Linked DNA regions of Homo sapiens: region 2 is linked to region 1. Evidence: chromatin loops called from intact Hi-C (ENCODE). Cell type or tissue: dorsolateral prefrontal cortex. All regions are shown on one strand. Each heading gives the region's core, and the rest is flanking DNA. Links, peaks and the distances in the headings are about the cores only. Region 1 has its middle 290 kb from the start of ZMIZ1-AS1. Region 2 has its middle 150 kb from the start of ZMIZ1-AS1.

Region 1 (14,967 bases), core at 6,114-11,113:
TCTTTCCCCCTTGAATGTGCTGCATGGAAACCAGTGCTCTTGAAAGAACATCCAGCAGAATCTTCGTAAACGCTATGTGCAAAGATGTTTCTGTGGACACGTGCATACTGAAAACTATAAAGTCCAGAACTTTAGGCAGGACTTCTCAGGGCCTTTTACACTCTAAGATGCAGCACGATTCCACAGAAGAGCTATCCTGTGCTGAGTTCCAAGATCGTTGGCCACACGTCTTTTCTATTTTATTTTATTTGTATTTTAGCTCTGCTTATCTTTGTGAAAAATCTTCTAGGACATCTTGAGAATGTGTTTCACAGAAAACACTTTAGAAATGCTAATCTCATGGAAAATTTTATTCTTAAACTGAGGAAAAATATACAAGAACCATCTCTAGAGTGGTGACAATTTCCTGTGGGAATGCTGACCCTTCACAGTTTATTAGCTGTTCCCTTTTAAGAGTGACTTCCATAATAAACACGTGAAAGGCCATGGTCCTGGGAGGGAGCTTTGGTGTCCTTTAGGGAGGCCATTTTGACCTGCTGTGATTCTGCAGAGGATCATGGCCCATAGCTCTGGCACTGATGGAAAAGTCCATAGAGGCAGAAAATCTAAGCTCCGGATAGAATTCTCTGCATTGCTTGTTAGGTGTTCAGGAACCCAACAACTTCTCACATCCGTGAAGAGATTTGGGAGACACTCGGCAGACAGGGAGCCTAGTGGAACAAATCGTGGCCTGAGAGCTAGCAGCAAAACTGGAAAAGGACTTATTTATGCAAACGTTCTGTGTAACCTTTGCCAGCTCACAGCTTCTCTCTGTGTCTCAATTACTTCACATGCAAAATGTAAGGGTTGATTAAGGCAGAACAGCAACCTTGTTTCATCTTACTTGCCAACTCTAATCAATGGGTAGGGGTTTCCTGGAGTGCCTTGAGGCTGCATCCCTGCTTAATAGGAAGGGATGCTGTGATTGATTACTAATGTCTGCCCTGGTCACGGTAGGAAGATTGCACTGATGCTGCCCGTCCTCTGCCACCTCAGAGTTGAGAGACATCTAAACACTCTTGAAGACATGGGGTGCTCTACAGTGGACACAAGGGAGTCAGCCCCAGATCTAGTTCTTATTTCATAAACGCTGGAGATCTTTTGTCTCACTCCTTCTCTCTCTTTTTTTTTTGTTCCCTTCCATCTATGGAGATTCTAAACTCTTGGCTTTTGGTCTCTGTAATGGCAAAGTGATGGTTTTCCATGGCAATCTTTTTATACTCCCTTTCTTTCACCTTCTTGCCAGGGATGAAACTGTTTTTACTAAAAGGGAAAAAATACATATGTAAAAATCACACGTCCTCACCATGTGCAAAAATCATGTGTTTGGCAGCAAGAACATCTTTCTGAGGCCAAATGGCATTTTTTTCTTCTCTTACAAAACGAGCAAAAAAAAAAAAAAAAAACTTACTTTCCCAGCACTGGTACTGAATTATTGGCCCTTGTCAGTTGCTTCCACTAAGGGGCCTCTTGTCCTGGAAACTTGTGATGCTGGGAGACCAACAAGTCCTGGGGGAATCTGGCTGCAGCTGTCTTTCCTGCTTCTCCTGCTTTGCACAGGGACTGAAACACACAGCACCGTGGTTGATAGAGCCACTGTCATGGGTATTAGAGGGAGCTTGATATGGAAGACAGATAGACCAGGGTGTCTATAACAGCTTCATCTCTTACCAGCTTTGTGACCTGGGCAGAATCCATTACTTCTCTGAACCTCAGGCTGCTCATAATAAAATACACCATAGTTCCTGAGTCCCTGGCTTCAGCCAATCTCGATGTTCAAGTTTACCCCAGAGAACAAATCCGGCAAAAGTCCACACATTCAGGAAGTCAATATTTTAGTAGAAAAGGGCAAGTTGGTGGCAGGGGTAGGAAAGAATGGTAGGGAAAGATGGACAATAAAGTAGTTAGAATTCAAGTTAATATTAGAAAATGCTAAATACCATGAAGGAAACTTCATCTGAGTAGGGGAATATGAAACGTAGGGTTGGGGTGTCATCTCAGGTAAGATGTCCAGGGAAGGATCCACCAAGAAGGTGCTATTTGGGCAGACCAGGAGAAAGTGACGGAGCATGCGACATGTCTACCAGGGGATTGGGGATCCAGGCAGAGAGAACAGCAAGTGCAACGTCCTCAGGTGGAAATATGCCAGGTGTGTCAGAACAGTAGGGAAGCCCCTGGTCTGGGATGGAGTGAGTGAGGCAGAGAGCAGTGGGAGAGGAGAAGAGACAGGTGTGAGATGCTGGAGGCAGGGCAGGCTGGGGCAGGCCAGGTGGGGCCTGCTCAGGACCTTGGCTTTTGTGCTGAGTGAGACAGGGAGTCAAAAGAGCATGTTATCTTAAAGAGAGATGTGATCTCATTTACATTTTAACAGGAACTCATGACCTCTGTGTTGGGAAAAGACAGGAGGTGAGAGACAGGAGTGGGAGCAAGAACATCCTTCAAGGGGCTGTTGCTGTGCCTGGTGAGATGGTGTTGGCTTGCACCAGGAGGGAGCCCTGGAGGCAGTGGGAAGTAGAGGGGAATATGGGAACATTCTGAAAGCCCAGCTGGCCAGGTTGTTGTGGGAAATTGTGAGAAAAGCTCCAGCCCAGTGCCTGGAATGCAGTAGGTGCTCAGTTAAGGTTAGGTCATTATTACCAGTCACTTGGCCAATTGTGCATGCCTTCAGGGAGAGGGAAGAGCATAGGGCTGGGGGCTCACCTGAGGGCACCTTCATTCATTGAGGCATTTCATCAGCATTTTAGTCCATTTGTGCTACTCTAACAAAAAATCTGAGACTGGGTAATTAATAATTAATAAACAGCAGACATTTTTTCTCATGGTTCTGGAGGCTGGGAAGTCCAAGACCAAGGTGCTCATAGATGCGACATCTGGTAAGGGCTGCTCCCTGCTTCCAAGATGGCATCTATTGCTGCATTCTCACATGTGGAAAGGGGAACAGCTCCCTCACATCTCTTTCTAAAGGCACCAGTTCCCTTCATGAGGACTATCATGACTTCATCACCTCCCAAAGGCCCCACCTCTTAATACCATCACAATGGCAATTAAGTTTCCACATCTGAATTTCGGGAGGCACATTCAGAACACAACAACCAGCACATTGTGCTCTTGCTATGCACGGTGGCATTGGAAAGATGGCAGATGATGCAGCAGGACAGGAGACCCCCCCAGCCACAGGGGGATTGGAAAGAGGGGTAAAGGGGAAACAGCCACCAAGGAGAATTTGCTCCCTTATTGTGAAATAAATAATGAGACTTGACAAGGGTCACCACGGAGGAATCTAGTTGGTACAGATAATTCTGGAGCTGGCATTTCAGTTGCTTTAGGAAGAGCACTTTTGAGTTGGAACTAAGGGTGAAACTTGGTTCTTGAGAAATAGTTTGCAGAAGGCAAACTCCTGACTATGTCCCAGGAATGGAGGTAAGCTGTGCATGTGGCTGTGGCAGCAGGTGACCAGGCACTACCTCCCGCTCCCCTCATGCCCTTGCTGTCCACAGGGCTCCCGCATGGTAACCAATGGTGCACCCTCCACGGCTGAGCTCAGCTGGTGCTGGAGGCATTTCCGAGGAGAAGCAGTGGAGTGGAGGACTTGAGGAGGCTGTGGCCCAGGATTAGCAGGTCTGCAAGCGACAGAGGGGCCTAAAGATGTGGGTGTACTCATCCTGAAGGTGAGGCAGCAAACCGTTGAGAGGGATGGGCTGGGTGGGCAGGGAGGGCCAAGCTGGAGCAGCATTCCCTGTGGTGAGCAGGGTGATTTGGACTACACTGGAAACCACTTCACACAAGATAACAGATAGTCATTTCAGTGTTTTAGAAAAAGACTAGCTTTCCTTTTATGATAGTGATATAAACTGTTCTTTTAAAATGCATTTATGTAAGCTTGAAAATAAGATGACTAAATGAAAATTAATCAGTGGATAACAGTAAAAGGCCAGCGCTAGCCGAGGGGGCTGTGAAGCGTGATTGAGGTGTGCACCTCCTCCTTCGGTTCAGTGGGTGGGCACGATGGAAAGTTATTTGCCACTGGATTTAGGAGAAACCCCCAGGGTTGGGAAGGCCTTGGATGGAGTCTGTTGTCACAGCCGAAAGCTTCCTGGACCTGGGGGAACCCCACATATCAAAGGGCATTTTCTCTCCTTTCCAGATGCTTCCATTTCATTGTAAATACAGAGACAAAGGGAACAGGAGAGAAAGTCCTGGGACACCTTCTGCTGACACAAGAACCCAAAAGGTCATCCTGGACCCTGTTCGCTTTTGACTTGTTCTGAAAGCTTCCTTTCTCTCCTAGCCTGGGAAGGGATGGCTGGACAGAAAAGGCTTTGCACACCTCCCACCCTGGCCCCACCCCCATTCCCATCTCCACAGGCTCCACAGGATGGCTTCCTGTCCATAAAATGTTTGAACACAGACCATCAGAAGGCAGAGTTAGACAGTGGCACAATCCCCGCTGGCAGCATCCAGTAGAGGAGGGGTGGAGCCTCAGGAGCAAAATAGTTCTGGGCTGCTTTTCTACCTGGCCATTCCTGCTTGTGACCCTGATCTTCAGAGCGGCCAGGAACTCCCAAGACCTGGAACCTCAGGCCTGTGTCTGTTGCAGAGGCCATGGGTGGAGGAGAGCATGCCCTCCTGAGGGCCATCACAGTGGCCACTGGAATGAGCCTGTGGTGTCCCAGTCGTCTCCAGGGGTCCCAGCCAATGTGAACCTGGTTCCCAGGAGTGCAGCAGCACAGTGCTTCCTGCCCTGGGCCTCGCGGGGGCCTGCGCTCCATCATCGGGAAGGGCAGTAATGATGAGTTATTGATACATTTATTGATCACCAACTGCAAGGCAGGAGTTTTCCCACGCCTTATTGGATAAGAGCACAGGCAGCCGCTGAGAGGTCTGGGTCGGAGCCCTGCTCCACCAGCAGCTGGCTGTGTGAGCACAATGAGCTCCTTACTGTTATCGTGCCTCAGTTTCCTCATCTATGCAGGGGTCCTGCCAGCACAGGACCTGGCTCATAGGGCCGCTAGGAGGATCAGAAGAACTCTGCATGCACAGGGTTTGGAATACTGCCTTGCACATGGTCAGATCTCAAAAAGGGAGAGCTATTATTATTGTTGTAGTTGTTCTTGGTCCTAATTCCTACAACAACTCTAAAGATACTTGTTATCCTCACCATGGAACAGGAATGCATAATGCCTCGCTGCCTGCATGTGGCTGGCAGGGCCAGCTTCGGGCCCTACACCCATCTGACTTCAAAGCTAGGGCTTTGCCCAGAGCCTCACACACCTCCCGATGACCTGGCAGGGCTCTCACAGGCCGCTGGCTGACACCAACACCATGCGGCAGTGCAGGCCCAAGCAGCAGCACCCAGGGACACTCAGGACAGGGCTTCCTGAGTTATTTCTGTCTTGGGGACCCTCCTTGGAGGACAAACCTTTGGTGGCCCAACCCTGCGTAGCACTCTGGCACTTCCGGGATGGAGTGCTCAGATGCTCTGCATCTCAGCAGTCTTCAGTCCCCTTCCCCAGACCTTGCCTGGGCTCCTGTGAGGCACAGTGCCGGGCCCTTGTTAAGATGCAGTGAGTGGGCTGCAGATGCTGCCTGGAGATGGGGACAACTGAGCGAAGCAGGCCGAGCTGAGATTTTCATGCCCACAGATGTGAGGGGTGGAGTGGTCCATCTCGGTGTGCTTGGACCACTTTCTCCCAGCTTCGGGAAGGGAACCAATGTCTATTTGGTGAATAAGGACACTGAGATCTGAGGGTGTCAGTGACTTACCCATGCTGGCCCAGCCTCTGGGTGCCAAAGCCAGGTCTTGGTCCTTGTGGCAAATCTCCCAGCTCCATTCTGTGCCCCCTGGGACATGCCTCCCAGCTAGTCTCTAAGTGTTATAACAAAATTTCAGAACCCTGGGGTGGGGTATGTCTGAGGGAGGAAGAGGGATTTGGACTGGAGGGATCTGGTTTCTCCAGCGCTGAGAGACAGCCCCAAGCTGGTGGCCAGATAATTCCCAACCAAACCCTCAACTCTCTCCTTGAGCCTCTGAGCACACAGCGTGGATAATTTTTGGAAATATGTTCCCGTGTGCTGTCCTCAAGGGGCCTTGCCAAATCCTACTCATCCTTGGGACCTAAATAGAGTTCCCTCCTCTCTGAGCCCACCTGGCTGCCCAAGTACTGGGCTTCCTGACCCTGACACCCTCATCTCTCATTGGGCCCAGCTTGGGACACAGATGAAGGCTCCACACTGTCCTTAGAGTGTGGGTCACCCTTGCTAAAACATTAGCTGACAGGGCAGGGACTACCTGGGGAGGGAGAAGGAGAGGAAATACAAACTTCAGTCAGATGGACCTCACTGGAATCCTGGCTGTATCATTTTTAAAACCCATAAACTTTCTGTATAATTTTGAGCCTCAGTTTTGTCGTCTGTAAAATGGGCATGACAATGCCTGCCTCTCAGGGCTATAGTTGAGGAATGAAGAGGGTCAGGTATGAAAATCCAGCCTAATAATCTGGAGTGGTTAGTGCTCAGTGCATCACAGCATCCCATGCCCTGCAGCCCCTCCTCGCCATGCCAGGCAGGGTGCAGGCTGGGCAGAGCCTGCTCCCAGCCAGGGCTGCTTGGCGCATGAGTCATCTCTTCTGTCCTCAAGAACTTGTGGTATGCCCAGTTGTCTGGGGGCATCTGTGCATGTGTCCCTGTAGCTGGGTGACCTCAGGCTGGTTGCTGTCCCTCTCTGGGACTCGGTGTCCTTTTTGAGCAAGGGATAGGTGCTCTATTAGGCTTCCCAGTTTAGACAGTCCATGGTCCCAGGTGCAGGGTGAAAGCAGCTTGCTTGGGCAGGGGTGGAAGTCTCTGACCCTTTCTCAAGCCCTCCCTGGTCCAGGTGACAAGCAGCTGCCTAACACTCTGGCAATCAGGTAGCCAAGGTCAGCAGGTCAGAAGTTAATCATTTCCTCTGAACACTGGCAAATGCATCCCTACTCGCACAGTCACCAGTTGCCTTCACAGGGACAATAAAATCACACAACCAAGGCAAGACCCAGGGGGCAATTTTTTGGAACTGGTTTGACCCCAGTTAGCCAGACAACCTTGGGTACTTTCCTTCTCACCGTGGCCCCAGCTTGTTCATCTGTAAAATCAGAGTCGGTGACTCAATGGGGAAAGTGCAAGGGAGCCGCTACAGGGGGCACCATTCCTGGATGGATTTGCGGGTGGGAAATGTGGTCAGGGATGGGGCTGCCTTGCACCCGACTCCTTCCTCTCCTGGCATAATCTTTTAACCAGTGTGCTTTGGCATGAGGGGTTTGCTCTGCCCAGAGTATCCTGCCCTCCAGCTCTGACCCTGGAAATCTGATTGACCCCATCCTCTCACCCAGCTCCCATCTGTCCTCCTGGTGAGAGAAGCCTGCCATGCTCTCTTGGGCTCATCAGGTCCCTCTGTCCTCTGATCCCGGGTAACAGCGAAGGTCTACCCAGCACCCCACTCAGGTAGCCAGAGGGTGCAGAGCCGGACAGGACAGGGGTTCTCAACTTCCACCCAAACTGTGCACTTCCTTAGGGCAGGAGCCATGTCTCCCCAGCATCAATCCTTCCACAGGGCCAGCTGTGGCCAAAGCAGGAGCACAGGATGCATGCTGCAGGGGCGCCATGCAGAACGAGGTGTCCAGGCAAGATATCCAAGACAAAAGGCTTGGATATCTTACAAATCCGGGGGGTTTGTTAGCGCATGGGAAATGGACTCCAGGAGAAACGGAACATCTCATTTCTAGGAGGATGCAATTAAATACCAGACTTCTCCTCATAAAAAGACACATCCTATCCAAAGAACAATCAAAGACACCTCTTATGGAGAGCAAGGGTCTAGCCCTGGCACTGCCCTGGGCCCCCTGGGTGAGCTGCCTGCCCGTTTGGACTTCGCATGCCTCATTTTTCTCTGGTGTGGCATGAAAGGAGGTCAGCCATGTCCACCTCTCATCTTCAGCACTGCAGGTCTCAGTGTCCTCACCAGTGGCCACGATGCCTGCTAGGGGTGGAACGTGCTGGGCTTATTCTCTTGCCTGACTCTGCCTGTCCACCTTGGCATCCCCTAGCTTGCCTTGTGGACAGCCCAAGGGATCGCTGCTTTCCCACACAGCCTCTTGCACCAGTCCAGTGGCTCTGACGTCCAGAAAATGTATCATGCTCATTCCCACTGGACTCCTTGTTAGCCTAACCCTAGGGTGAGCAGCAGAGGGGGAAAAAGTTAGATTTTATAAAGCAAGAGAAGCAAGCTTATGGGGAGAGTGCCTGCTGCATGTTTGCCTTCTCTGTCCTCATCCTGGGGCTGGGACGAGGGGAGGTGGATGGAGTGCTGGCTGTCACCAGGCAGGGCCTGGCCTGGTGTTGGTCCCAAGCTCTGCCTCTTTAAGAGAACCCTGGGGCCAAGATTTATTGGCTGCTGCAGTCCTGCTGCGTGTGTGGCTTTGGTATTTACAGGCCTGGGGAAGGCTGAGGTCTTCCTTCCCAGACTACACAGCTGAAGTGAGCTGGAGTTTGGGCAGAGAATGGCTGCCATTCATGCTGGAGTTTGCAGCAGAACTTGGTGTGCAGCCCAGGGGAGCAGGCGGCCTTGTACTTATAATAGCTCAGTCCTAGGACGGAAATCCCACCCTCCGGGTTCAGACAGGGAGGGGAAGGGAGGGGCCACTTGTCCCCTCCATGTGCCTGGGCACCCATGCCAGGGTCCAGCTGGGGGGCAGGCAAGAGCTGTTGCCTGAGGGTCTACCTTGTGGATGCAGGCACTAGAGACGCAGCAGTGAGGAGGGCAGGCAGGATGTGCCTCAGGAGCTGAGACCAGGAGTGAGATGCCAAAGCAGGTCACAGATTAAATAATGCAGAGGCCACCCGTGCATACTGGGATGTCCAGGGCGGACAGGGTCCCCTTGGCCAGGGCACCTCAGCTCTGAGTCTTCTGCTTACCTGGGGAGTGGTAGGAATGGCATCTACCTCATAGGGTTTTGCAGGGCTGAAACAATGTAATTAATTAATGTAATTAAATAATGTAAATAAATCGTGTAATTAAATAATGCATGCAAAAGGCCTGACGTAGTATTCCATAATGGTTCTTATTTTTACCATAGCCATGGCTGCTAATTGTTAGGGAAGGTAAACTAACACTGCTTCTTAGCCATGGGGTGCTGTGGGCGGAGCACTGTGAAGACCTCGTTTCAAATCTCATCCTTCCTCTTTCTGATGCTGGGACGCAGCACACATCACTCAGGGTTGGAGGGTGCACTGGTGGGTGCCTCGTGATCACAGCCAAGTCAAAGAAACAGGACCTACTGTGTATTGAGCACTTGCTATAAATCAGGAGCCAAGTTAAGCATGTTATCTGCTTTATCACATTTTTAATTTATTGTTAACTTTTTATCATGGAAAATGTATGCAAAAATGGAATAGCGAGGGCCTCCCTTATACTCACTACCCAGCTTCAATAACAATTGGCATTTTTTGTTGTTGTTGTTTTTAAATCAATTCCTCCTGCTTTTCTTCTTTTTCTCTTCCTTCCCCCTCTTTTTTCCTCCTTTTCTTCTTCACTTCATCATTCTCTGCTGGAATATCTAAAGCAAACACCCAACATTGTATCACTTCACCTGTAAATACGTCAGTATGTGTTGCTACTAGTTAAAATATTTTTAAACTGAAACCACACATCTATTATCATACCTTAAAAAGTAAGCAATAATTTTTAACATCATCTAATAACCAGTCTGCACATCATCTCATTTAATCCTTCAAATAACCCACTGGAATTCAAAATATGACTGCTCCCATCTTTCAAATGAAAATTGGAGTGAATGAGATATTTAAGTAACTTGTGCACAGTCCCCCAGCTCACATGACAGCCACACAATACCTGCCTCTGAGCCTTGTTCATTTCTTTATGCCTTTGACAAATATTTATTCTGCAGCTACTCAGCCCTAGCGTTGTTGGAGGTACTTGGGATGCAGCAATAAGTCTTACTGCCTTGGAGTTTATAGGCTACACCTTTGCTCCTCAAAGTGTGGTCCAGGGACCAGCAGTTTGGGCATCCCCTGGGAGCTAGCTAGACATGCAGAAATACAGCCTTGGCCCAGCCTGTTGAATTGGAATCTGTATTTTAATAAGATCCAAGAGATTTGTTGCTATGCACACAGAAGTTTGAGAAACACTGCTTAAGGCCACATTTCTCACCCCTGGCTGCCCATTAGAATCTCCTGGGATGCTTTTAAAAATACTATGCCCAGGGCCCACCCAGAAAAATGAAGCCAGAACCACTGATGATGTTTACAAATTTTCTGTACAGATAGGATTGAGAATTGCCCACCCAGTATGATTGTTTTAAGGATAAATGAGCTGAGATGAAATCTCTAGCATACTACCTAGCACACAGTAGATGCTAAATTAATGCTATATATTTTTTCCCTTTGCTTTTTCAACCCTGTTCCTGGGACCCCCCACAGAGCTGTGTTCTTGGGTGGTGTGTTGCCTTTCTCTGATCCGGAGACATTCTTTGGCCACATGAGCTTCCAACTGGAGTGTTACTCTTTGCTGGGAAACCCCAGAACTGTAAACATGGGGCCTTTCCGTGGGAAATCAGGCTGCAAGACAGACATGAGCTTCTCCCCTTCATGACCTGGTTTGCCGAGTCGGGCTGAGAGCTGCAAACAAAAATAAATAAATAAGTGAAGGCTCAGCCGTGTGTGCAAAGAGCTTTTCTTTCACTACAGCCGGATCCCAGGCCAGACGTTATCTCATCCAGCTTTCTCCCGCCAGGTGACGCGGCATGGGGCAGGTGCCACCAGCTGAGGCTTAAGGGGCAGAGGCTATGGTTTGAGTCGCCAGGCAGGCAGGAGAGGGCTCTGACCTTGGACCTTGGGACAGAACAGCCTGGGCCTGGCCTGACCACACTCTGTGGCCTCAGGGACAGGAATGTTTTCATGCTGGTGGTGGGATTGGCAGAATCCCATGGTGGTGGGGGTGGGCCCGTGTGAAGTCTCCACTCTCCTCCCCTTCTACCGATTGTCAGGATGCTCTCCATGGGGCTGTTTACAGGACTGTAAATGAGCCACAGCCCACGGGGAAGCTGGAGAGGAGTCAGAGGTCCTGCTATGAGAACCAGCAGGGGTCAGGTCTCCTGAGTAGCAAGCACTTCAGGCAGATTCTCCATTCAGCCATTCGTTCGGTGGGAGGCACCACTCCCTATCCTTTGAAAACTGGGAGAATGAGGTCTGCAAATTAGGAGGGGCTTACCAGGGTCACACAGGCTGCTCTAGAGATACCAAGGCCTGAGTTTTCTCTAAGATATGAGAGTCAGGGCCCAAACACTGCCTGGGAAAGGTCCATGCATGCCGAGTGATATCCTTGTCCCCACACGTTGGCTACTCTCAGGATGTGGCGAAATGGAGCCAGCAGGCAAAGAAAGGGGAGGGGACTTAGGCAATACTAGGCTCTGGTCCAACCTTTGGGCTTTCTGGGACTTGGGACTTTGGGCAAGTCACTTTACCTCCCAATGTCTCCGATTTTCTTTCTTTTTTCTTTTTTTCTTTCTTTTTTTTTTTTTTTTAGATGGAGTCTCACTCTGTCGCCCAGGCTGGAGTGCAGTGACACGATCTCGGCTCACTGCAAGCTCCACCGCCCGGGTTCACACCATTCTCCTGCCTCAGCCTCCCGAGTAGCTGGGACTACAGGCGCCCGCCACCACACCTGGCTAATTTGTTTTTTTGGTATTTTTAGTAGAGACAGGTTTCACCGTGTTAGCCAGGATGGTTTCGATCTCCTGACCTTGTGATCCACCCGCCTCAGCCTCCCAAAGTGCTGGGATTACAGACGTGAGTCACCGAGCCCGGCCCGATGTTCTTATGTTTTATGTGGTGCACTGCCTCCAAGCTCACGGTGGGGCTTCGAGGAGTGTGAATAAGAAGGCAGATTGGGAAGAGCTGCCTGGATGACAGGTGCTCCCTGCAAGGGATGGTGAGTAGCCTGCACACTGCACATGCGCCATTGCCACTCCTCACCACCGCACCCACAGCAGACATCACTAACTGATCCCAGCCGTTCCTCTTACTGAGTGAGGACGTCAGACCATCTCATTCCACACTGCCCCAGGCAGCCACGTCCAGTATAGCAGTGCTTGTGTGTGTGTGTGTGTGTGTGTGTGTGTGTTTTTTTGAGACAGAGTCTAGCTCTTGTTGCCTAGGCTGGAGTGCAATGGCATGATCTCGGCTCACTGCAACCTCCGCCTCCTGGGTTCAAGCAATTCTCCTGCCCCAGCCTCCAGAGTAGCTGGGATTACAGGTGTGTGCCACCACACCCAGCTAATTGTTTTGTATTTCTAGTAGAGATGGGGTTTCACCATGTTGGCCAGGCTGGTATCAAACTCCTGACCTCAGGTGATCCACCCGCTTCGGCCTCCCAAGGTGCTGGGATTATAGGCATGAGCCACCGCACCTGGCCAGCAGAGCTTGTGTTTAAGATGAAGACTCTTCCATCCCTACATTGCCTGTTGAGAAGCTGTTGCTCTGGAGGGAGGCATCTCCAGGAAGAGCTGGAGCTTGGGTGAAAATGGAACGGGAAATCAGGAGGAGAGTGAGGGAGGAGACCCAGGCAGGGTAAAGGGATTTTAGTACGAAGTGGACCATGGGCAGTGTCTACAGCACCTAAAAGCCCCTGGCAGTGGGCAGGGTGTGCCGATAATTGATCAGAAAGAGCAGGGACCCAGAGAGGAGCCCCAGTTGGCAGAGCTACTGCCTTGCATCAGGGACTTGCCTCTGATCTTGGATCACGTGCACAAAGGTTCTGCGGGGTCTGTCATGACCATCGTCACTTCTCATGTAAGGGAGCTGAGGCTGAGGAAGGTCACAGTTAAGAGCATGCAGAGCTAGCGCTGGCAGCCACGTTTGCCAGACCCTTAAACCTGCCTCCTCCATTCTGCCTCTCGGGCCTCGGGCCTCTCTCCTGAACAGGGCTGGGGTGACCTGGTCCAGCCCCAGCATTCAGGTGCAGGAAGGCCAGATACCTGCCACATGCAGCGAGTGAGGCCATTCAGGGAGGGCATGGGCGAGAGGCTGAGGGAGAGGGAGGTGTCCTTGCTGGCACTCCTGGGATGGAAAACAGCAGCGTTCAGATGGGCACTCCAGAGCCACTTGACTTGCCAATAGGTTTGGTTTGACCAGAAAAGATCTAAAACTGGGAGGTATGTGACATTCTGCATTTCCAACTTCTCTTGAGAATCAGGTGCACTGCTGTCACTAGGCCTGCATGGTCCTGGGGACAGTGGCAGGAGCTGAGTAGGAGCTGCCTGACCGTATCCTTGCATTTCTGCTTTTCAATCCCTAGAGCGTATGAGTTTGGAATCCTGGGAGAGAGGGCAGGGCAGGGGTGGGAGTCCCCTTCTCCCTTCCCTCTCGTAATGTAACCTCAGGTAACTCCCTGCCCCTCTGGGCCTCAGTTTGCCCATCTCTGACTGAAGCATATGGCCCTAGGAAGCCATGAGTGTCAGGCTGCTGTCCACAAAGCATCCACAAGGGCATCACCCAGGAGCTTGTTGGAAGCGCCGGATCGCAGGCCCCTGAACTATGCTTGTTACATTTATAGAACCCGCAACCCTTGATTTTCTTGCATGAACGACAATGAGGGTATCTTGTACCTCACCAAGTCAGCACTGAGGCCAGAGTCCAGTATACAAGCTTACCCTGGTTGTTCTGTCAAGAAGAATGAGCAGGAGAGGCCAGGCAAGGCCACTGTCAGGGATGGAAGGGAAGCTTCCCACGTAAGCGACTGTGCAGGCCTGAAATGGCCACTTGGGGCCAGGGAAACCCGGCCAGCCTATATGGAGCTCCCAGGCTGGGGCAGAAGGCCAGGCACACAACACACAGAAACACTCAGGACCATGTCCTAGGAATGGGGAGAATGGGGGATGGAGGCTGCAGGAGGGCAGAGACAAGGGGTCAGGTTGGGCCTGGAGGCCGGATGCCCTCTCTGGATGCAAAGTATTCCTCTCCGCTGCTCTGCCGGGGCAATCCCAAGGCTCATAGGCATCATCTCCAGGCCCCATCACAGGCAGCAGGGGGCCACAATTAAATTTAAATGCTCATCCATTTTCCCCATAAGCACCAGCATTTTCCATCCCTTTTATGGATTTCTGAGGAATGATAAAATGCAGCTGTTTTGGCTCCTGAGCCAATGAAATAATAAAAGGTGGCTTGAGTCTCCTCCAGGGAAATCAGCTGCTTACTTATTTATTTTGACTCCAAAACTTCTATTCAGGTCTCATAATGTACAAATGGCTTCCAAACCTGCCCCTCTATTGCCCTGGCCCTCACCTCGACTCATTTCTTTGTGACTTCTTTGCAGACAATCAGAAGCCTTCTAGAGATGTGACCTTGGCCAGTTTTTGTGCTTCCCTTTCCTCTTCTGAAAAAACATGGGTATTTTAACCCCAATGCCACACAGGCAGGCCCCATGGCACGGGAGAATGAGATACTGTAGGTCATAGCCCAGCACCATGCCTGGCACATAGCAGGCACCCAGTAATGCCGCTTGCCTGCCTTTGGATTTCCTGGGGGTTAAAAATTCATATAAAGCAAACTGCCTGGCTGCTGTTCTTGTTGTGCCTCAGACGTTGCTGTTTTATTTGCCAGGAAAACAGGCCTGGCCTTCACAGGCACAGGATTTCTCAGGCCCATAGGTTCATTTAGGCCTCACCATAACCTTGAGACATTAAGAGATTCCACCACGGCCAGGCGCAGTGGCTCACGCCTGTAATCTGAGCACTTTGGGAGGCTGAGCTGGGTGGATCACTTGAGGTCAGGAGTTCAAGATCAGCCTGGCCAATATGGTGAAACGTCATCTCTATTAAAAATAAAAATAAAAAAATCAGCCAGGTGTGGGTGCGCATGCCTGTAATCCCAGCTACTCGG
Region 2 (14,967 bases), core at 5,331-10,330, 140 kb before region 1:
CAAACAAACAAAAAACACCATAGGTTTAACTGAATGAGCTTGCCAATATTCTCCCATTTTGACCTACAAGAATGGTCATTTCATACAATACAACATAATAAGTCAAATATGCAGATGGTAATAAGGGCTCTGAAGAAATGTAGGGTGAGTTAGGGAGTCCAGGGCTAGAAGGGGGTCTTTCTAGCATGCTTGCCTGACCATGTCACACCCATCATCTCCATCACAAGCTCCCAGTTGTGAGGAAGGAGCCCCAAGTCCTTCCTGGGTCTTCCAGGCCCCTCGTGCTCTGGCCAATTGACCTGTGTTCCTCAGTCAGGTCCTGGGCTCCCAGAACACAGCCTGCTCTGTCTGAAGGCAGTGGGCTATGCCGGAGTCACCCTTGTGCCATTGTCTGCCGGCTCTTCAGGCCAAGCTGGGGTGTCAGCATCTCAGAAGCGCCTTCTTGAACCTTGCCTGTCCTCCCTCTCCTAGACAGTTTTAATTGCTCCCTCTCTGCATTCACACACACTTTATTACGGCACTTAGAACTGCTCTTCCCTTTAGAAGATGCCGTGATTTATTCATGGGCCTTATTAATGGTCATATTCCCAGTGGCTGGTGCGGTGCCTGGCATGCAACAAGGTGCAGGAGAGGTGTGATGAGTGAAAGGAGCGAGAGATGCTGAATGGGAGATGCAGGGAACAGACAAGCAGGAAAGTGGGGACTTAATGGAGAGGGTCAATGAGGCTGCCCTTGAGGATGGGGCATCACTCAAGGGAGAGAGGAGGTGGGGCCTGTGCTGGGCCTGCCCACAGCTGCCCACATTGCACACCTGCCCACGCCTGCCATGCCTGCACATGCTTGATCTGCCCACACCTGCTCACACCTGCTCACACTTGCCCACACCTGCTCACACTTGCCTACACCTGCTGTGCCTGCCCACACCTGCCCACACCTGCCATGTCTGGCCTGCCCACACCTGCCCTCACCTGCCCATGCCAAGCCTGCCCATACCTGTCCACACCTGCCCATGTCTGCCTATGCTTCCTATGCTGGACTTGTTTGTCCTACTGTCTTGAAGGCTCTGTGCTCACCTCCCTCCCTGCCTCTTCCCAGAGCTATCCCTAAGCGTCCTTCAGGGAGGCCTCTCCCAGTGCCTTGGATCGGGGAGCTTGTCCTGGAACGTGCTCATGGCCCAGCTCTTCTCCCCACAACCTCTTCCCAGCTGGATGTCTGCTGGGCAGTGGGTGCAGTGGCTGAGCTGATGAGTTTTGGATCAGACTACTTGTGTTTGAAGCCTGGCTGTGATCTTGGGCAAGTTGCTTGTCTTTTGTGTCATTCCTCAGTCATCCCCTATAAAATGGGGATACTCACTGTCCTGACTGCATCAGGCACCGGGAAACTGGCAGGAACTAACACACATGGCGTGACAGCCCAGAGCCAGGCATAGAGTAAGTGTGCGGCTTGTGCTGGTTCTCAGTCAGCCATGTTTGGCTGTTGGCTGAGCAGAGAGGAGACCAGTGTGACAGAACCCAGGGGACAGTCTAGATCACTAGGAGCTTGAGTGTTAGGGAGAGGCCAAGCCCTCATCTTCTGCAAGATAAAGCCCAATCTCTATCCCACAAACATTGGTGAGTGACTCTCTGCCCAGCAGGGAGCAAGGTTGCTAGAGAGACCAGAGATGCCTGGAGCCCACTTCTGGCCTCTTGCCGAAGTGCTTCTCTCTGTGAGATTACATATTCTGGGCCACATCCCTTCCATCCCCACTTACTCCCTCACTTCACTCCTTTCCTTACTCCTCCATCATAAAAGTCTCCAGAAACAGGTTTTGTTCAAAGTGAATGAGGCAATAAATTCTCTGTTTCTGACAGGCCGACAAGGGAGATAAATTCCGTAATGGGAGCTGCGGCCCTGCTCTCCTGTCCTGGTGGAGCTTTGGCTGATGGAAAGGTCTGTCCAGGGAAGGGGGTTGGGGTGGGCGGAGAAGGAGAGGGAGGCTCTGGGAGGTCCCTGGGCTACTAAGTCCTGGTGGGATTTCAGTTCTATTAATTTGCTCAATTTGCTCAGTTCTGACTTGGGTATTTGGCTAACTGACAAGCTGTGCAGGACAAGTCTCATTCATTCATTCATTCATTTCAATCAATCAACCAACCAATCACCTATCGCTCAATTCATTCAGCAGTCACCTGACATGGAGGAGAGGCATCTAATTCCTTTCAAGTATCACTTTCTTTAGGAAGCCTTACACAAAGGACCAAAAATATTTGCAACTTAAGCCATAGCAAAAGATTGATTTCCCTGGTAAATAAAGAGCTCCTACAAATCATTAAGAATAAAGATAAACAACCTAATAGGAATACAGGCAAGGGATATGAACAAATAGCTCACAAAAAAGGAATTCAGATGGCTCTCAAACTAATCATGTGTGAAAAAAGGCTCCCTCTCACTCATGATGACAGAAGTGTCCGTGGAAATGTCACAAAGATGCTGCCCCCCACCCCAGATTGCTCACGATTATGTTGCTAAGTGTGTGGGACAGACACATATTGCTGGAGGGTGGATGGAGTGTGCAGTGGTGTAAATACTATGGGGACCAATGGGACCCAGCCTGTCTGGAGGGTGATCTGGCAATATCTTGGCACTACGTGTGTCCCAGCTTCTCTACCCAGCAAATCTGCCTCTAGAAATGTATCTCACTTCTACATGTACAAGATTACTGTACAGGTGCAAGATTATTACATGAAGCATTCTCTGTATCACCAAAGATTGGGAATAGCTTAAATATCACTAGGGGGTTGGCTAAATAATTTATGGTGGATCTGTACAATTGAACACTATGCAGTCATTAAACAAAAAGGTAATGGGAGGTGTCTCTATGCACTAATATGCATGCACTGAGCTCCAATATGTATTTTTAAGTGAAAAGGACAAGGCACGCAATGAGATGGAATTCAAATTCTTCTATTATTTGTATAAAAGTGGAGAAAATGAAGATATATGTATACACATGTATAGGCTTCTATATGATTCCTCTGGAAGGATGAAGACCTGTGAACAATGGCTGCTTCTGGGGAGCAAAGCTAGACCTGGGAGGCTGAGAGGCATGGGAGGAGGGGACACCTCACTATATACCTCTTTGTGCCTTTTGGATTTTGAATATTGTGAATGTTCTGCCTATTCAAAAAAAATTTCATTAACGTTTCAAAAAGGAGAGAATCAAAGGCAAAGCCTTCCTTGGCTCTTTTAGCTGGGGCCAGAGGCTGGGAACTAAGCAGATGAGGAATGGGGGAAGGGCTTACAGGGCGGGAGGGTAAGCACCTGCAGGGATGGTGCCCAGAGGAAAGCATCGACCCCGTGACTGGGTGTAGTTGGAGCACAGTTTGGGGGAGCCTTGGTAAGAATGTAGTTGGTGAGAAATACAGGGGAAGTATCGTGTTAAAGAGTTTGGATTTCATTGCAATGAGAGGCCATTGGGATTTTAAGTAGGGACTGGACATGGTCAGGCTACATTTAAGGAAGAACTCCTGGAAGCAGTGTGGGGAGTGGTTTGGGAACTATGAATGTGCTTGATTTTCCACCTTGCCTTTACTGACATTTGCTCATTTCATCTTCAATAATTCTAATAGGTAGGTAAAAGTTATTACATAGGGGGAAACTGAGGCTCAGAAAAGTTATGTAATGGTTGAAGCTCTCAAAGTTTGGATATCAGGATTTCAACTCAGGTCTGCTTGTCTCCTGAGCCTGAGCTCTGAATATAGCCCTGTGATGTGGGGCCTTTTAGTCACACTGCCCTATATGTGCTTACAGGTCTGTGAGAATTGTGAATCCAGTGGCCAAGTGTTGTGTCCCTTTAACTTCAAGTATATGGCCAATTAGGACAATGGATGCAACCATAAAATTTGATTATATCAGCCAGCTCCCACCAACTCACTGCAAACCTCTGCCTGCTCCTTCACCAAGAGAGCTGGGGTCACTGCATACATCTCCGAAATTTATTCATTGGAATAGAAGCAGCAAACTTCCTTATGACCTGTTTTCCTCTTCTAAGCACATATCAGAGATCACTGGCAGACTTCTAACGGCTGTAGCAGGAAGAGTTAGCAGGAGGTTTCCTCTTGCTGGGGTCCAGGGGTGATACATTTGGCTCCAATTACATCCAGCCTTCTCAATTTCCTGGTCATTTGGTTTGCATTTTCCTGTCATTTCTTCACGTGCATTTTTCTATGACTCCCATTTTATAACTGTGAAAACTGAGAGTTGCACAGGCAGCAATTCACCAAAGGCCACCTGGTTTGTCAATGGTAGAATCAGGTGTTAAACCCTAGCTAGGACTCCATGTCTTTCTTCCACAGCATACTTCCTTTTCTCACCATGAGTATGGGTTTATTTGATTTTTCATGAAAAAATCCATACAGGGCTTATGATTTCTGGGTTCTTCTTGTTACGTTGCTGATGTTTTCACTGTTTGTGTCCAGGTGTCAGACCTATCAGACGCAGGGCCTTGGGGCTTCACAGGAGCCTCCTGGAGGGTGGGTCCTGGTAGCCAAGGCAGGATAATGGTCAGCTCAGGAACAAGGCCCTGCTGGTGCCTCTGTTGTGAAGGGTATCCTTCAGCTAGTTTAATTAAGAGCTGGGGGTGGGGTGCGCCAAAGAGAAGAAGGGTGCATTGTGTGGCAGGGAGCTGATGAGGTCAGCAGAGGGGGGTTGGGAGGGCCCGGGAACCAGAGGATGCTCTATCTACCTCTGGGGGTGGCCCACACTCCCAGCGCCAGCAGGTCCCCGCAGACAGGCTATGGCAGGATTGACTTCTAGGTCAGCTGCCTCCGCAAATGCTGTGACTCTCGCTGGCTAAGAATGGAATGGATTGGAATGGAATGGAATGGAAGGTCTTGAGGCTCCCTCTAAGCTCCCTCGGGCTCCTCCTAACTTTTCCCAGAGCCTGTCACCAGGGGTCACAGCTCAGTTCAACCACTCATTCACCCTGTGACCTTGGGTAACTCACATGTTTTCTGAGTCTTATTTTTTTTCACATGCAAAGTAGGAGTAAATAATGCTTATGTTTCCTGCTTCCAAAGTGCTTTGGGGAGGACCAACTGGATAAGGGGGTGAGATGCAGTTTGGAAACTGTAAAGCACTGTACAAGTGCATGCATTGACACTGCTCAAAACATAGCCATCCCTGCCCTGAATAAATCCCACCCTGAACACCATGGCTTTGCCCCGAACATCTTCTACCTCCCTTTTCCTTATGGTAATAGTAGGGTCATTTCGATGTGTTTAAAACTTCTTTAACTGAAAATACCTTATTTTTTTAAATTCCGAAAGTAACACAGGTTCATTATAAAACATTCAGGAAATACTTTGTTTTTTGAAAAATAATAGATATTTCTACCTTTGAGATTGTCACCCTGTGATTTTGGGAACACCAATTCACTTCTCTGGGTTTGATTTCCCCACCACTAGATTGAGGCTGACAAATGTGTAATGGAAGTCACTGCCTCCATTGCATCCAGCAGGCATCATTGGAGGACCATGACATTTTTTCCCAATGTGCCGGGATGTGACTCCAGAACCCTGCTCAACACAGCCTGCAGGCAGCCACTGGTGATCTATCAGAGTGGCTGGGAGAAGAGAGCTCTTGTGCACTGATGAGGGGGTGAGCGCTGATGTTTTCTGATTGCTTGGGTGAGAGGAGCCCAGGGTTCCAGGTTCCGGTGAAGAGCTTGGAGAGTCCCTCAACCTGTCCCATTACAGTAGGGAGTTTCCTCTTATCCGATTCAGGCATCACAAGCATTGTGTGGTGGATAATGGCCTCCCCTGGGGAGTTCCCTGAAAATTTTCAAGAAATTAAAAAAAAAATCTTGCAAAGTCAATGGAATGCAAGCAAGCGACTTAATAAATTCACACCCACACAAATGCTTGTGCTTCTTCATCTCAGCATGAAACTGGGTGGGGTGGAATATTTTTGAGGCTCTCACTTCCAAAGAGAGTCCGGTGTGGGGAAGGGAACAGATACCACTGAGAACCACTTTAAGGAGCTGTATTTCCCACATCCGTGGAATGCAAATTATCACAACCAACCATTTCACAGATGAGGAACCTGAGAGCTGGAGAACAGAAGTCAGTTGTCTGAGGTCATCTGGTTTGTAAGTGATAGAGCAAGGACCTGAACCCAGCTTCGGAGGGCCTTGCTTTTCCAGTGAACCCACACAACCTGCCAAGCAAAAGTCCCTACAATTTGGAATAGTTCTGTGAGGTAAAGGGTGTTTCCTTGTCTTCGGTGTTGGAAAAAAATGTAATCTCAGTATTATCACCCAGTGCCACCTCCGTGTGCCCATCCCTGAGGTGGACGTCAGACCTTCCCTCTTTGATGTACTCTCAGCTGTTGAGGTAGGAGCCAGGAAGGGCAGGAAGCCAGGAAGCTGGATTCTGGTCCAGCTAGGAGGAGCTGCTGCCCTCTGGACTTGAGTTCCTTCGTGAAGCAGCAAGGGAACACATTGGCAGCCCGGGCATGGTGGCTGAGTATGGTTTCTGGAACCAGACTGCCTGGGTTCAGTCTCCGGCTTTGCCTCATGTTAGCTGTGCAACCTTTGACCTCTCTGTGCCTCTGTTTCCTCATCTGTTAAATGAGAACACAGATACACCCTACTTCACAGGGTTGCTGTGAGGATTGAATGAGTTCATCCACAGGGAGCAACTAGAGCGGCATTGGTCTTTTGTGAGCACGCAGTACTCACTATGTACCCTGAGAAAGGAGCCAGAATCCTAGGGCTTGGAGCCATGCAAAGAGAAGTGGGGAGCGACTTGGCAAGGCGCTTGCAAGGCCCTTGCAGATTTCGCTGTGGCATACCCAGCTGGGGTAACCCCTTTAGTCTGGGGTAACCCCTTTAGTCTGGGGCTCTCTTCAGAGAAGCCGCAGAGTTTCATTCTAATATTTTGGCCCAAGTTCAACAACAAAAGCTCCTCTTCCAGGAAGCCCTCCTGGATGGGTGGACCAGTCTGCTCACTCCCTGCTACGGCTCCCAGCCCCCGCTGCTGATGCCACCCTTTGGCCTCAGACAAAGCGGGCACCAGCAGCGGCAGCAGCCGGGCCGGCTCGGTGGCTTTCATGAAGCTTGAGCTCCCGGGAGTCCAGGCTGGGCTGGTCTGCTTTGAATGCTATTTGCATTGCAATAGGCGAGCCTGGCCTTCAATACAGGCCCCTTCTCTTTTGACAGAACAGTCTCACAATCGCCTATTGACCGGGCACCTGTTCCTGCCCCAGACATTATGCAAATGCCGGCCAGGAGCGAAGCCGCCAGCCCCCCGGGCCATTGTGCATTGAACCCTGATGGCGCCCTGCCAACTCCCAGCCGGCCTTTGTTCCCTGGTTGCACTGCGCCACCCCCACCACTGCCTCCCGCCCGCCCGAGGTGCCCCGCCGAGGAGCTGCCCGCTGACAGCTACTTGGGTCCTTGCACCTGAAGAAAGGCCCTGTGGGCTGGAGGCTGAGCCCATGCTGAGGTTGGGCTTGGGCCTCCCAGGAGGCAGCTGGGCCCTTCATGTCCCCGGGGACCGCTGAGAGGGGCCTGGCAGGCGGAGGAGGGGGCAACCCGGACCATGCCATCTGGGGGAGGGGAGATTATAATAATCACTCTCACACATCTGCTGAGGGCCTTCCAGCCTGCAAAACCCTCTCGTGGCCGTTCTCCCTGCGAGGCACACCTGCCTCTCGAGGAGGTGGGCTGGGCATGGAGATTGTGTGCCTTTCACACAGGAGGGGACTTCGGTGCCCTGGGAAGGAGCTGGCTGATGTGGGGAAGAGAGTCAGGGCAGGGTGGGGGCTCACACCTGGGGCTGCCGGTGTCTCCGTCTCCCAGCCTTTGGACACTGTCCCTCCTAGTGGCTGTGACTCCTCTGAGCCACCATTGAATGCCCTGCACAGCATGGCTCCAGCCCTCTTCTCGTCCTAGTTTCTTCATCCTCCTCCTACTCTTGGCTTCACCGTCATTCAGACCAGATGGGGTTTCAAGGTGTGGTCCCAGGACCAGCAGCATCAGCATCACCCAGCACCATTTGGGGATGCCTGTCCCTGGGCCCCAGCACAGACCTGTTGAATCAGGAGCATGGGGTGGGCCCAGCTCTTTGAGCTTGGATGCACCTCCAGGTGTTCTGATGTGTGAGCAAGTGTGAGTATCCCCGACCTGGACCCTCTTCTCCATGCAAGCCTTGGTTGATGCGGTCACCCCCTACCCCTCTGCTTGCTTCTCTTCTCCTGACCACCCTTCCCACCCTCCTTCGGCTGGGCTTGTGAACATGACTGAGCCCCTGGCTGGTCCCAGGCTTAGGGCACTCCCATGAATGAGGCACATTTTGAAGAAACTCAGTCTAGTGAGGGCACAGCCAGCGCTGCCATTCTGTTCTTTCAAAGCAGAGGCTGCTGCTTTGATAGAGGGAAGTGAGGAGCGGGAGCAGGGGTGGATAGTGCACAGAGAAGGGGCACCCCACAGCCTGGGGGAATCCAGGGAGAATTCCTGGGAGAGATGGTGCCGTCACTGTACCTTCAAGGAGGAGTACGAGTATACATTAATGAATAACTCAAATAATTTTCAAATAAAAGACTATATATAGTGTGCAGCAACTGTGGGCCCAAGACCTCAGGGGAGGCCCCTGCTATGTGTGTGTGCTGCAGGTAAGTCCAGCTGCAGCGGTGGAGGAGAAAGGAGGAGAAAAAGTGATGCTGAGGCCACTAGCATGGCCCGGATGTCTTTTCACAATTTGCATGTGCTCCCATTCCAAGTGATTCAATGGAGAATCCCTGGCTACTGAGCATCCAGAAGGAGTTCCATCCTCCAAGAAGCAGGATGGGTGGGGGCTGCCATGACATCCTGGAGGTGGGGTCCCAGCATGTGAAGCCTGCTCCCGCAGGGGCACGTTTCAAACATCCTCAACAATGGAGCATTCCCACTGCTGTGGCCCCCAACCCACAGCTGTAACAACAGATGTCTTCTGCAGGGTGGTCCCCTTGGTCCCCAACTCACCCTTTACCCAGGTTGGCCACCTCTGCTCCGTATCCTTGCTCCAAAGGAGCCACCAGGTTAGGGCATAAGAGCAGGAGCTGAGCAGAGGACCAGCATGACCCTGGACACCGTCCAACATGCCCCTGCCAGCCCTTTGGCCTTGACAATCTTTCACCCGATGCCAAAGTGCTTTAAAGAGTTTGGCCCAAAGCAGGGAAATCTGATCTCATGAGAGGCCGGGGCAAGGTTTTCAGAGCCAAGTGTTGGGCTGGTCTCACGATTTGTCTTCCTCAAGTGCCGTCAGAGTGCTCCTTGCCCAAAAGACAAATCTAGAAGAAAAGTAAATAAAGTCAGCCTCCCTCAAACCACATTCTTTAGTGTGGCATTGAAGGCCCTTTAGGATCTGGCCCCAGTGCCTCTCCAGCATGCCCTGCCCTGGCCTCACCACTTTCTCATTCTGCCACACCTCCCAGGCTCTGACCCACTGGTTTCTGTCCCTGTGGAACGAAGCAGGGGCGTCATTTCCACACTCCATTCCTCTGGGTCCACTGGATTAACTTCTACTCAGGCTTGCAGACACCCCCCAGATGTCTCCTCCATTATGAAGACTTCCTAATCTATTCTATTTAAGAAAAATTTAAGCAGCACCTACCAGGCCCCAATATACTGGGCTTTGGGATGTGCTGCTGAGAGAGAAAGTGCCCTCTCTCAAGGAATCCCCAGTCTAGGGAGGAAAGAGGCCAGTGTATGAGGAGGCCTAAATGAGGGTTTAGGTGGGCATGAAGAAGGAGGGATAAAGAGAATTTAGGAAAATGGGTGGACCCCAATTAGAGGCCAGTTCAGTGAGGAGTGGTTTAAGACAAGGGGGAAGCCAAGTTTCTGGATGTGTGGGTGGTAGAGTCACCACTGAGGTGGAGAAGGTAGAGAGACAGGTTGGGATCAGATGGTAAGAGGATGAGCCAGGCTGGAGGTGCCCATGCACCAGTGGAAGGAGATGCCCACTAGGAGTGAGAGGACAGGTCTGGCATTCAGGAAGGGTGTGGGCTGGCATTGACTGCCCGGCACTAAGGCCTTGAGGTGGCAGTGGGGACTTGGGCGGGCCTTCCTGACCCCCGGGCAGGACTCACAGGCAATGTCTGCTCACCCTTTGTGCTCCCCATGTTGCATCGTCTCTGTCCTCACGGCACTGGTCACACCGTGTCATGCTCTGCCTGCCCCACTGGCATCAGGAGCCCCGGGGGAGCAGGGCTGCAAAGCCATGGTCTCTCAATGACTGGGGTCTAGTGGCTTGAGGATGCCTTGGTTCCTTTGCAGGCTCATCTTGCTTGACTCACATCTCTGCCTGTACCTTTGAGGAAATCTTTAAGAATGGCATCTAGAAAGAAAGGGACCTCTAATAAGACACATGCTGCCAGTGCCATGGTCCCCCAGCAAATCGACAGCATGCTGGGACCAGAACTGCACCGAGTGGAAGGCCATGCCATCCCCATCTCACAGAGGAGGAAACTGAGGCTCAGGAAGAAGCAGTGATGTGAGGGCACCCATGGCACTTTAAAAGGATGAAAGAAAAAGATCTAATTTTGCAAAGGGGAAATGTGATCCCAGAGTGGGGAAGCAACTCTCCCAGGTGGGCACACTGGATGAGTGGTGGAGCTAGACAGGTGACTGTGTCCTACCTCCTGTTTCACTGCCCTCCAATGCCCTGTTCTTTCTTCTTGGAGTGGTCACATCCATCCCTGGCACATGTGGGCCTTCAGGAGAAAGAGCCCACTCAGGCCTTGGCAGATGCCAGGCCCAGACACCACACTCTGCTCAAGCACCCAGTAGAATTTTCCAGTCTCTACTTGGCATTTCACAACCATTGACTAGGGATCTGTTGTATTCCCCAAGCACGGGCTGAGAATCCACTAGGTGCCAGGCACGGATGCACTTTGGTGCAAATTATCTCATGAAGCTTCCCAGTAACTTTCCAAGGCAAAAAAGCCTCCTCGCCCTTTACCAGATGTGGAAACTGAGGCTTGGATTGGTAAGCTCTAGGCTCACCCCTATTCATGGCAGGGGTGGAAGCAGGGTTTGAACCAGGGGTTTGATGTCCACTTTATTTCTCTGCCACTGAGCACAGTCTCCTAATGCCCAGCAAATCTTAAGGTGTTGATGGCTTTTATTCCTCAGGGGCTCAGGGGACTGTCTGGATACCTCTCCTTCTTCTTGGGCCCATGGCTCCTAGCTTAGGGAAGGGAGCACTGGGATTCCCTCAGTCCACAGTCTCACTTCTTGAGCTATGCTGTAGGGTTCTCACCCTTGAGTTTATTTCTGCCTGGCACAGGTGAGAGGAAGCAGCACTGAACTTGGAGCCTCAGACTTAGGTCCAGCTCTGCCACCATGTCACTGAGGGACCCTGGCAAGGCCCTTCTCCACTCTGTGGTCCCAGTTTCCTCATTTGCTCAATATTGGGTGGCATTTTATATTTGCAACAGTCACTTTCAGCTCTGGATGCCTCCTCCTTCTGTAAGCTGGCCGTCCATGGCTGCAGAAAATGACTTTCTCTCTGCAGATTTTGTAAAACGTTCCTTGGGAATTGTGATTCAGGCTGCTCCTTTCCCTGGTCCCCAGCCCTTGATTTACAATCCAGATAAATTGTATTTTCTTTGTAACTCCAGAGTAGGGTGGAGGATAATGGAGCTGGAGCCCCTTCCCTCAGCTGCCACAAGATAAAACTGCCTGGCTGAATGGGCTCTCGTAAGACCCTTCGAAGGTGGCTTAGAGCCAAGAGGGGACCTGTGGGCTCACAGCCACACTGGCCTTTGTCCCTCGAGGGCTTGTCCCCTCCCCTTGCAAGGCGTACACATTTTCTATGGTTCCCGAGTTGCCCTTTCCCTCTGGCTGGCCTGTCAGCTTCTCTTGTCAGCTCTGAAGCCCCCAGTTCTCCTTGGGGGTATGTTTGCTTAGCTTTTATATCCAGACCTAAGCTGCATTACTGAAGGCCTACTACGTGTGTCAGGCCCTGGGCCAAGTCCTTTTTATGCTTAAAAAGAAATCTTTCTCCTTCTCTCTTAATCCTCTCTTTTTCCACTGTGGGGCTGATTTATCCTTCCATTTTCCAAGGGAAGAAACTGAGGCTCGGTGGGCTGTGAACCTGAGTGACAGAGCTAAGACTAGGCACAGACCCACTGCCTTCTTCCCTTGTCACTCTGACAGTCTCCTTCTAATCCTGAAAAACGAGGGCCCCCGAATGATTTCCGTGACAGCTACTGGGCTGTTGTTGACTTCAACCACCCATGTCTGAAATATTTTTCTCAGTTTCTCAGCACCTGGGAAGGTGATGATCCCACAGTGGAGCAGCAGAAAAAGCTGTTCCCTGCTATGGCACAAATGCAACTCATTGCCCCAGTTTGAAGGACAACATTGGTTGCAGCCTTTATGTCTGGCTATGGTGCTCAGGGGATATTCCGGAAGCGGTGTTTGAACCCTGGACCTATATGTATATCTGTGGGACTCTGGGTCAGTTTCCAAGTCTCTCCATGCCTCAGCTTTCGCCTCTGTCAGACAAAGCCAACACTAGTGCCCACCGCTCAGGGTTGCTGTGAGGATTGAATATATGATGTATATAAAATGCTTCAAACGGGTTCTGGCGCATTGTAAGCATTAACTAGTGGAGGTAGATATACCGGAGTGCACTGGGGCTGAGGAGAGAGGACTGGCTTTTATTTTTCTCCTGCTGCCAGGCTCAGGGCCTGGGGCCCAGGTGGGGAGCTATGGTCTGGGGGCCTGCCTGTCCCACTTTTCCGTTCCTCTCAGTCCTGCATGGCTGTCTCTGACAGCACAAGGAGAGGAAGGAGAACCATTCCTGTGTCCTTGGTTCCCAGGAACCAGATAGAGAATCCACGTGACACCCTGAAAATTCTGCACTGTTGTTAGCCAGATCTGGTGCTCAGTGCAGCTCTTGCTGCAATGAATTCCAAATGGCACAGAGAGGCCTTGATGCTCAGGAGCAGCTCGGTGTGTGGGGACTGTGCCTTGAGCTGGCATGAGAAGCCGCAGGAGCACTGCGGCCTGCGGGGCCCACGGCTGCCGGTCCCTGCTTGCTCCACTCCTGGCCTGGCCTCTGGCACATGGTGGGGTTGTGCTCTCTGGGAAGCCAGCAGTGCAAATAACAGAGCAGAAATGTATCTGGGGGGCCCCAGCCTTGTCTGATACGCTCTCCTCTCGCTCCTCATGGCCAGAACTGAGCCCTAGAAAGCTAGGTCAGGCAGGACCCCAAGGGCAGCCAGCACCTCGGCTTGTGTCCCCTCCTGCATGGAGCAGCCTTCTTCCCTATTTTCTGCCTTCAACCAGCCTTTCCTGATCCCATCCATTGTGGCTAGGGGGCCTGCTGTGTTGAAGCCGTCACTGTCTCTGACCTCTGGTTCTTATTCTCTAGGGGAAGGCACTAGCCACACATGATGCAGCATGAGATGGGCTGTGGGCAGGAGCCTCCCTGGGCTGGATGTGCATGGGGTGCCCGGGAGGGCTTTCTGACAGGGAGGTGGGAGCTTGAATGGGATGGACAAATAAGAGTCAGCCAGGCAAACATGGCAGGGAGATAGTGTCCCAGGCCAAAAGGGCAGGGCCTGCAAGGCCAGAGAGTTGGGGCAGGGGTGGGCAGAGAGAGAGAAAGTGGAGAGGAGGAGGAGAAGAAAGAGGAAGAGGAGGAGGGAGAAAAAGAAGGAGAAGGAGAAGAAGGAGGAGAAGGAGGAGGAGGAGAGAAGCAGGAGAAGGAGAAGTGGCAGTAGCAGGCATTCCCCCCTGGCTGGGCATCATGTGTGGGGGTGTGGGTGGTGAAGATACCCTGGACTGGGGGTCAAGATGGGGGAAGATGAGTCTTGGTAGCCACACTATGGAGGTGAGATTCTACCTGGGGGCTGTGGAAGCCTGGTAAGGGTTTGTGTTAGGTGAGCAGAGTGAACTTATTCCTGCTTCCTGAGCATCATTCTGTCTTCTGTGTGGGAAGCAGTGAGGAGAAGGGAGCAAGGCTGGATGCCGGGGCGCATCTCAGAAATGCTGTTGTCAACAGGCAGGAGGGGATGCAGAGTTGGCCCAGGATGGTGGCTGTGTGGAGGGAAGGGGACAGGTAGATTTAAGAGTCATTGAAGCTTTGTGATTGAGTGAATGTGTTAACAGTGGAAAAAAGAGGGAAGGCTCAGGAGTGACACCTCTCTGCAGTACTCCTGCCAAGATTTGCAGTTGCACTTTGCATGCCTCCAGTGACAGGCAGCTCACTACCTGCTGTTTAGAAAGGTAATACTTCTGTTTAAATCTGTCTACATGTGAGTCTTAAGGCTGCAAAAATGAACATACCTCTTCTTTCATCATAGCCTTCTCGGAGTTTGAAGGCTATATAGTCATACACACCTGTTTTTTCTTGGCCATCATCATGCTTTGTTGTTGTTGTTAAGTGACTGTCCTCAGATTTCTCCATCAAGTTTGGACATATTATTATAGTCTATTTTATTTTTTAGTAAATCATACCAAATAGTACATTTACAAAGAGAATGACAAGAGCTATGTTGAGTAGAATAGCCTCATCACCCTACTCAGAGGATTCTCTTCTGGGAGACGATTCTAAAAGGAAGTTCAAATTATAATTAGATAGTCACTTGGTGAGCATGAGAACAGAGGCAGGAGAGCAAGCTCACTGATGTCAGGATGCTCAGAAAGTAAGGCCCATTGGAGGTGGCTTTCCTGGGACTTGGTCCAGAACCTGGCTTAGGGGTAAAGGTGTTTTGAAAGCCACTGATGACTCCAGGTTGCTGGCAGGGGTGCTGATGGGTGGTGGTGGTCTCTGTTTCCCAAGAGGCATCTAGGAGGGAAAGCAGGTCAGAAGTGGGTGGCAGAAGGAGATGCTGAGCTTGGGCGGGACATGAGGTGTTGGAGGTGGCTGTGATGCCCGAGGAACTACTCAGCAGGTGCACCTCCGTGCTCGGAAGCACCACCTCCCCAGTGACTGTGCA

Evidence for each region. Hi-C counts contacts between places; a loop is a spot of excess contacts. Peaks named below come from ENCODE experiments on the same cell type or tissue, not always from the same donor. Only the 100,000 strongest peaks of a DNase experiment are listed, where the experiment ranks them.
Region 2: a loop joins it to region 1, with 5 times the contacts of the local background. A loop is called at or near these places in 4 of 110 quality-filtered maps.

The regions. Positions count from the first base shown.
Region 1 is chr10:78,771,238-78,786,204 of GRCh38, reverse strand. No RefSeq gene overlaps it. Among named protein-coding and RNA genes, the nearest start is that of ZMIZ1-AS1, 290 kb to the left of the region's middle. RefSeq lists an enhancer at 8,338-9,225. In dorsolateral prefrontal cortex, for the core only: no CTCF peak of the experiment used is centred there; DNase peaks (open chromatin) are centred at 8,544 and 9,266; H3K27ac peaks cover 3,096 bases.
Region 2 is chr10:78,906,169-78,921,135 of GRCh38, reverse strand. No RefSeq gene overlaps it. Among named protein-coding and RNA genes, the nearest start is that of ZMIZ1-AS1, 150 kb to the left of the region's middle. RefSeq lists enhancers at 4,199-4,698, 6,833-7,353, 7,354-7,873, 9,618-10,122, 10,123-10,627 and 1 more. In dorsolateral prefrontal cortex, for the core only: a CTCF peak has its summit at 7,235; DNase peaks (open chromatin) are centred at 6,435, 7,215 and 8,063; H3K4me3 peaks cover 286 bases; H3K27ac peaks cover 1,534 bases.